2 separate regions of the Mus musculus genome follow, and region 1 is linked to region 2. Evidence: chromatin contacts called from ENCODE Hi-C data. All regions are on one chromosome and are shown on one strand. The core of a region is the stretch at or near the end of the contact, and the rest is flanking DNA. Distances in the headings are between cores, read along the strand shown. Region 1 overlaps Macf1 (microtubule-actin crosslinking factor 1). Region 2 holds the start of D830031N03Rik (RIKEN cDNA D830031N03 gene).

Evidence for each region. Hi-C counts contacts between places; a loop is a spot of excess contacts on that map.
Region 1: a loop to region 2 is called in a map of heart, with 3 times the contacts of the local background. The contact joins the enhancer-like site here to the promoter of D830031N03Rik in region 2. A Hi-C loop is called at or near these places in 8 of 37 maps with a recorded cell type or tissue (adrenal gland, gastrocnemius, heart and 1 more).

What each region holds. Positions count from the first base shown.
Region 1 is chr4:123,444,292-123,448,511 of GRCm38, forward strand. It overlaps Macf1 (microtubule-actin crosslinking factor 1), which reads right to left. Exons shown (of 98, transcript NM_001199136.1): 50 at 3,811-3,967; 51 at 544-661. Among named protein-coding and RNA genes, the nearest start is that of D830031N03Rik, 34 kb to the left of the region's middle. Within about 2 kb of position 2,705, at least 1 of the 3 ENCODE cell types and tissues checked has a DNase peak (open chromatin) inside an H3K27ac peak, as active enhancers do; it is heart, where a contact is called at or near this core.
Region 2 is chr4:123,410,436-123,414,771 of GRCm38, forward strand. It overlaps D830031N03Rik (RIKEN cDNA D830031N03 gene), which reads right to left and starts at 1,476. Exons shown (of 1, transcript NM_001167918.1): 1 at 1-1,476. The coding sequence starts at 272. The region is part of intron 57 of Macf1 (microtubule-actin crosslinking factor 1); the gene reads right to left.

The DNA of each region.
Region 1 (4,220 bases), core at 1,455-3,954, 35 kb after region 2:
ATAAATATAAATAATAAATAAAAATAAACATAAGATTCCAACTAACAATACATAAAGAACCACGAATCCATGCTGATTTTGTTTAAAAGATTTGGTTATGGCCAAAGATTATTCATGCAACTGAGCACAACATTTATGTTCCCTTTGAAGAAGTATGCCAGCCTTTGATGTACCAACAGACTCACAAATACCTAGGTTCTCCCTAGACACTTACACCCACCCACGGCTAAAAATGGTATCATACCTGTATCATTTACATGCTCAAAATAGAAAGATTCCCTAAGATAAAAAATGTAGTTATACATTCATTGTTAGCCCTAAGTAGGCCCGTTAATTCACTTACTTACAAGAAGAATTTTTCAAAATGGAGCAGCATTGTTCAGCACAGTAAGAAACAGACCAGAATGAAAGAGAATATGGCTTTGTGGATCTTCTTTCTTCTCATATTCAACTTTTTAATTTTAATTAAACAAAGGAACATCTCCAAAGGCCACAAGCAGAGCGGTAAATGCATTTATTATATTTTTCAGAGCCTATACTCACCTGTTTTGGCTTGGGAATCAGGAGCTGTGATGTCCATGATGAGACTTTCTAAGGCAGTGCCCTTGGCGTTGATTTCTCCCAGCAGGGCTCCTTTACTTTCCCAGTCAGATATAAGATCCTAGTAAAAGAACCAGATTGGTAAATGAGTCATCTGGGCCTTCCTCATCAGCAGGGACAACTGTTAGAAACGTAGCTCCCACCATTTTATTTTATGCGCATGAGTGTTTTGCATGCATGTATATACATGTTACATGTGCATGCCAGATGCCTGCGGAGGTCAGAAGAAGAGATTGGATCCCCTGGGACTGGAGTTACAGACAGTAGGTGCTAAAAACCAAACCCCGGTCACCTGAAGAACAACTAAAGCTCTTAACTCCTGAACCATCTCTGCAGCAACCCTCTCACCATTTTGACAAGAAACTATGCCTATCCTGGATATAGTGGCATATGCCTTTAATCATAATGCTTTGAAGGCAGAGACAGGAGGTACTCCGTGAGTTCTGTAGACAGACTGGTCTACATAGTGATTCCTGGACCAGCCAGAGCTACACATTAAGACTTATAGAAGTCTCATAAAAGGAAGGAATGAAGGAAGGGAGGGAGGGAGGGAGGGAGAGGGAGGGAGGGAGGGAGGGAGAGGGAGGGAGGGAGAGGGAGGGAGGGAGGGAGGGAGAGGGAGGGAGGGAGAGGGAGGGAGGGAGGAAGGGAGGAAGGGAAGAGACAGACAGATAGATAGATAGACAGACAGACAGACAGACAGACAGTGTTCATATAGTCAGCCATTACAAGACAATGGTTTAGTCAGCCAAGAAATGCAAAAAGGGGGCTGGAGAGATGGCTCATCAGTTAAGAGCACTGACTGCTCTTCCGAAGGTCCTGAGTTTAAATCCCAGCAACCACATGGTGGCTCACAACCATCCATAATGAGATCTCCCTCTTCTGGAGTGTCTAAAGACAGCAACAGTGTACTCAGATATAATAAATAAATAAATAAATAAATAAATCCTCAAAAGAAAAAAAAGAAAATAAATGCAGAAAGGATACTGTAGAATTTTTCAGAACCTTCTGTGTCATTTGTTGACATTTACTTATTAGCATGTATTGTTGGCTAGGCACCCCTACTAAGGAGATAGAGTGGAACGAACAGGTTTACAACACTTAACTTTACTTTTATTTTTTAGGGGCTTTTGCCTTATTTATCTGTTCATTTATCTTCTTTAAGTTTCTGCCTTAGCCTCCTGAGTACTCCATGAGTCTCCATGCCTGATTTTATGACAAAGCTTCAAGAGTTTGACTTATCAACTGCATTATCATATAATAAGTGTTATTACAGAAGTAGCAATAGTTAATGAACTCTGGGAGCACAAGAGGAGACAAGGAGAGAGGGAAACACTGAGTTAAAGCAGCAGTTCACAGTATGAAAAAGGAGAGAAAATAATCAGAAAATAAAATACTGACACTACACATCCCACGCAAAGCCATATTGAATTGTTGCCAAATGAAAAATGCATCCAACAGTCAAGTGCTGAGAAGGTGTCAAGTGGGGATGATAATGCGTAATGATTGGGCAATGAATCTCTGAGAGGAAGCAGGAAGGAGCCTTGGCCATTTTTCCCCAGGGAGGGATGGAAGTCTAGTGAGCACAAGGCCTTCACAGGCTTCCCACAGGAAGTGACATGCTTTAGGGCTTTAGAGAAAATAGGTAAGAGGTTTTTGTGCATGATGTCCTTAGTTTTTTTTAATTATTTGGATTTGAAGGGAGTGGGGCAAGAAGGGTATTAATACCTATGTAATACATAGAAATTTCCAGAATAAACCACCATGGTGGTTGAAATAAAAAAAAATAAAAAAAGAAAAAGGAGAGAAAATAATCAGAAAATAAAAGAGAAATCAGTTATCTGAAATGTATAGACATCGAGACTACATTGTATAGTTACTAAGGGAACCTTATGTTGGATTATAGACAGAGCTCAAGCAACCAAAGAAAGGTTAAGAACAAAGGACCAGGCAACGCCAAGTCCCCAGGATATGACAGTCTGCCAGAGAAGTCGGGCACTAATCATTCCAGAGCAGGGGTGTCTGAGCTTTTAGTGCCTTGCTCTGCGAGACGACCGAGAGCTGCCTTATCTTGATTTTACCTCCACCCTACAGAGCAGCAGCAGAGCAAGACAAAGAGTCATCAGTGTCTAGCAAGCTCACATGCACCACGCTTCAAACTGACAGGCAGGCAGGCACTGCTTGTCAAATCAGTCATTAATCACCCTTAATTGTTTACGATTTCAGACTTAAAACAGAATATTTAAAAATTTTCAGAGGAATACAAGTGACATTTGTTGGACATCATGTGAACAACAACTACTAAGCTGCTTGGACCTGAGAACTTAACATGTGGAATTAGTAGAGTGTATTAGGTTTCTTTCATTTGTGGGGAACTTCATTTTAAGAGAATTTCAAATTCTCTTAGAGTCCATTTTGTGAAAGTAACCAAATTCCTCTCTTTCATCTGCTCTAGCTCCAGCCTGCTTCTTTGCGAGGGAAATGACAGTCACTAAGCTAGTTTTCAAGCCTGTGCTTCTCCCGACGAGCCAGAATTCTAGTTCCCCACCCCCACAGCTTCCTGACTCCATGTCTGGTCAGTTGCTCATGTGCAGCTGTCTAATTCTCAAGCATGAGTAATAATGATTCTCAGCCCTGAGATGAAAATGTAAGCTTCTCAAGAAATAGAGTTAACCAATCCTTTTTATGATTTTTTTCCCAAGACAGGGTTTCTCTGTGTAGCCTTGCCTGTCCTGGAACTCACTCTGTAGACCAGGCTGGACTTGAACTTAGAAATCCGCCTGCCTCTGCCTCCCAAGTGCTGGGATTAAAGGCATGCACTACCTCTGCCCGGCTTTATGAAGTATTTTAAATTTCTTACACATCATGACAGGCATCTAAGAATAGCCTGTGCTGGTTTTTTGGAAACTATGTTTCAAGTAGCCTAGGCTGGCTCAATCTTAATGCTCAGCTGAGGCACAAATTTCTCCTAAGTATTTCTCCTAATGTCTTTAGGTATGTACCACCATGCCCGACTTTGGGTTTGAAACAGGAGATGTTACTATGTTCAGTTCTGGGTAGGGCATATGGAACCACACCAAGAAAGGAATTCTGATGTGGACAGATAAACTGAATTTATTATGCCACCCCCTATCACATCTGGAGTTCAGTTTGTATAAACTTTCAAACCACTGTCTAGCCAGTTTGCTGGGGACCCTATTGTTTACCTACCTTCAAGTGTTCAATCTGCTTTTCTAATTCCTTAGCACTCACGAAAGTCTTTGCAGGAGGAACATTCCCTTCAGTTTCTTTCAGCCATTTCTGGAAGGTTCTAATCAGTTTCCGGAATTCATCCAACTGCTCCTGGCAAGTGGATGCATCTTTCTCTCTGTGAACAAAGATTTTTTATTATTTACTCATCAGAGGAGATTTGTAAAATGGACTTGAACTAAAAAGTAGGTTAATCCTGGGACTCTAGGCACTAAATTCCTAACAGGGCCCTTCCTTTCCATAGTAAGTCTGGCTTTATACACAATGTAGAAAAGCATCAAACTCAAGAATCATTGCCCTTCTTTGGACATTTTTAGGGAAAGAAGTCTTTAATCTTACTCTAGGCTAAAGCGAAAATGAGAAAACGAAAG
Region 2 (4,336 bases), core at 226-2,725:
TTGCCTTCTGGTCCTCTAGCTTCAAAAACATTAGATGATGCTCCTAATGTACCATTGCTGGATATGGTACTTCCTTCCATCTTCTCCATGGTGCTTTTTGACGTCTGATTAAGTTTTGACCCCTGGTCAATCTGTTCATTTATCCTCATTGTATCGTATATAGACCGCTGTGGAACATAGCAATCTTCTATATAGCCATCCTCATCTTCCCCTTTACCCAGGCAGGTAGGGTTCCGCCTTAAACAGTCTGGCCTGCTAAGTGGCTTACCCATACTTTTTCAATAAAGATGAACCATCAATCTTTCAAAAGTTTTTTTTCCCCGCCACGGGTTCTCTCAAAATACATTCTACATGAATTGTAAGTCCTCTTACATGTTTATACTCCAAACCACCAATTGCATCTGCCTTTCAGAAAGATCTGGAAGTTCCCAATTTGAAACCATTTTGGGAGAAACTCTAATAAGACAAACAGGTTTTCCCTCACAGGCTAGCAGCCTCATAACTGCAGAAAGACAAATGATATTATTTAATCAATAAACATAAAACAAATACTTGTATGGCTTCTGGTTTTACTTTTCTAAAGCCCTTTCAAATTCAGTCAGCAAAAAAATCGTTTGATATTGACAAGTCTTATTCAATATCTAGTTTCACTCGATTCGCACCAAAGCTGAGTTGGAAGCAGAAAATGTATACCAACTATGTCCTTTATAACAATGGCACACCCTCTCTAGCCTTCAAGTATGGTCCAAGCTCCTAAGAATTCCTTTCATTTTATCCTGTGTTCAGCCCTAAAGAGTCCAGCTGGTCTGAATTAGCCATTCGTCCTCTCTAGTTGGGTGTTTGCATTTGAACAGGGCTGGTCAGCGGATATTCCTGCAACTTTAAACACAGGAAGTCCTTCATTCGGGGCCAGCTTGGGGCTTCCTGTCTCCAAAACATCATGGCATTGTTGTGGCTTCCAAGCCAACACTGTATCGTGGCCGCAAAACAAGGCGAGTGGAGGCCCACGCTGGGCCTTTCAGAAGGCGGGCAGGCTGCGGCAGCGGCCAAGAGGCAGTCTGGACTCACTTAGCACCGCCCGCAAACCCGCGCCATGCCTCGCGCCCCGGAGGGCCAGGGTCGCCTCACCGCAACCTTGCAGGTGGCTCCCGGCGGGCCGGCCTTGGGTCTAGCGCTCAGGAAGTTAGTTTGTCCCTCCGGCAGCAGTAAGTCCCGTGTCCTGTGGGCGCCGCCTCCCCGGCCACTGCAGGTCCCCGGCCCCCAGCCGCCGCGTCGTGGGCTGCATGACAAGCAGTCGCCTCTTTTCTCCACCACGCCGCCGGCCCTGCAGCCGTCCTCCCCGCCCGCAGCTGTCACGGTCCCGGCATGCAAACTTCTGGCCGGGAACAAAAGGCTCCGCTCCGGCCGCACGAGGGGGGCGAGCCCGCCTCTCTCACGCCGCGCGGCCCGCTCACACGCCGCTGGCTGGAAGTGCTCGGGTGGCGGGCGGATCTCCTCCCCCTTCTAGCCCCGCCACAGCCGCTGCCCCGCCCGGGCAGCCCCCTTGGAAGCCCGGGAGCGCGCGGCGCCGACTGCTAGGGAGGAGGACGGGGGCGGGGCCTATAGGGAGCCCCGCCGGGAGGGGAGGGGGCGGAGGCAAGGATTGGAGGCCAAGGCGGCGAGGGAGGGGCTTCCCGGGGTTGGGGCGAGGGACTCCAGCTCATCCCGCACCCCCTCTAGCTCACTCCCTCCTCACCCACGGGAGTAATAGTGTCCCCGCCTGCGAGGGTGAGAGGAGAGGGGCAGTCCTGGTCATGCCGGGCAAATCCCCTGACAAAGGAAAGCCCCGCCCTCACAACGCTGGCCCGGCCCCTCCGCCCCCGCTTCTTTCCAACCGGCGGGATGGGAGCCCAGCCCAAGGGCGAACCCAGAAGGGGCGCCCCCGCCGCCCCCACTACCAGCCGGTAGTGGCTAGGGCCACTCGGGGGCCCCATCTGCCGGTAGAGACGTACGGGCTGGGGTGGGCGGTCTGCACTATCCTAGGCTCCAGCTTTGCCGCCAACGACTATCCCTGTATTTTTCCAATGTCACCTCTGGCGCTGACCAAAGAACAGGCTAGCCTTAAACACAGTCTTTTCTTGGCATGCCAAGGAATTAAGTTAGACTCAGGAACCAAGTTATTGGATAAACTCTAGGCACAGTTTCCCTTCTCAAGTATGTCAGATCTTGGCCCATTTCGCCACCTGGATTTCTCTGCTCAGACTTCAGCGGTCTTAATGACCGGAAAATGGGGTGCGGGTTGCAGGGCAGTGGAGACTCTAGCAGGAACAGCCCATGACCAACACCTGGATTGGCTATAACCGCTGTGCACGTCCAAGGAAATCTGAGCCTCTGAAGGGCTAGATGAAAAGCATGAGTTCATATTTCAAGTCTCAAGAATGAAAATATTAGAGAAATGTGTTACACAATCCTGCAAACTACGTTCTGGATTTTAGGAAAGCTATCTAGAGACCCTGTAATTGTTAAGAAAAGTACAAAGCAACCCAGAAGACTGCCTGCCAGAGGTAGCTTGCATCTCTTTGAGGTGTAATACTTGACTCCCTTTATGATGGTCCCTCGGATTTCATGAGGATGAAAAAGGTCAGTTAAAATGTACAAAGTCCTGTTGGCCCAAGTAGTTAATATAGATGATAAAACTTATGAGAAAGTTATTTCTACTCTTCACACAAACAGTAAATAAAACGAGTCACTGGTGTGTGGAGATTTGGCAGTGAAGCTTGGAGCTAAGCCTTAAACTTACTTGAGGAGCCAGAAACTCCTTGGCAAAAATGAGGTACAGGCTGAAGCCCATGATCAGATTAGTCAAGTAAAAGACAACTTTGCTTGGCAAAATGTTTTATACTTCATTTCTCACTCCTAAAGAAGCTGATCAATTCTACCCACTCAAATACAAAGACTTTCCATCTGTAAACAGGAGAGAATACTTAAACATTGTATCATCTTATTCTAGATACCCTAGTCTTTAAAGTTAAAACTTCAGAAAGCTATCCAGAATCCTGTGGCTTCCTGGTGCAATAGTGCAAGACACTAGAACATTTTTCTACGAACCCAGAGTGAAAAGAATCAAGAATACTTGATGGAGAGCAAATTTCAGGGGATATGATCAACATTAAGAATCTGAGGAGCTGGGATGTGGGAGGAAGGAAATTTGTGCTGAATCTCTCCTTAAACTGGCACACCAAGATCCAAGGGCAGATTTCAAACCATCAGTTTTCTCACTGCTATTCAAAGAATAAGGTGTTCCCTAAAAGGGTGACTTTTCCTGATCCCAAAGGAATGTGAGCAGAAATTCAAGCAACCACATGGCATAGCAATCTCAGGAAACAGATTAAGAAATCTTGAAGTTTATTCAGGGCGTGTTTTAAAGTCCCTTCAACCCCTGACACACTGTGATCCTAAGAACAAATCAACTTACAGACTGGATACTTCACAATTCATGGACTTCAGATTTTAAGTTTGTTGTAATTATTCAATGCAACTGGAAAACCCCATAGAGGATTTATTTCACTTGCAAGTCTTCCTGGCCAAATACATTCACCACGTGTTCAGATATCATAACAGACTCTTTAGCACGCCAGGGCCCCTCTGGTTAGAAGAATCTGAGGAATTCCAGCTCTGGAGTTAAGGGTGGGTGGTTATTCTATTATAAAGAATGGTCTTGATATGGAATCACAACCTTCACAGACAAAAATTCTTTTCCTGTTTCCTCACCAAGTCAGGTGCCAATCAGGTCAATCTTTTCCTAATTAACCCCTTCCCACACTTATCCACCTTGGTTTACTCTTCTCATCAATGTCAGATAAATAAATGGAACAGTCTAATAACCGAGGTTCAGACTCAAACTACTTATCACTTTTAGTCACACTCTGTTTAATTAAAGCACTAAAATACTACATAGAAACTTCCTAAAAGTTTAAACAGAGCCTCTAGAAAAGATTCCACAGGGCATGATGGCCTCAGTTCTTTCAGGCAAGAAGCAGAAATCTCTACGAGTTTGAGGCCATCCTGGTCTACAGTGAGGACCTCCTCATTCCAGACAGACAGAATGACACACACAGACACACACAAACAGACACACACACACACACACACACCAGGCTCATATAATCTACCTACTCTTTCAAAAACAAAAACAAAAAGCAGGAAGCCTCCTAGTTTTATTCTTTTTTTGGGGGGGGGGGGCGGTTCAAGATAGGGTTTCTCTGTGTAGCCCTGGCTGTCCTGGAACTCACTCTGTAGACCAGACTGGCCTCAAACTCCCTCCCTCTTTTCTTCCTTCTCTTCCTCCCTCCATATA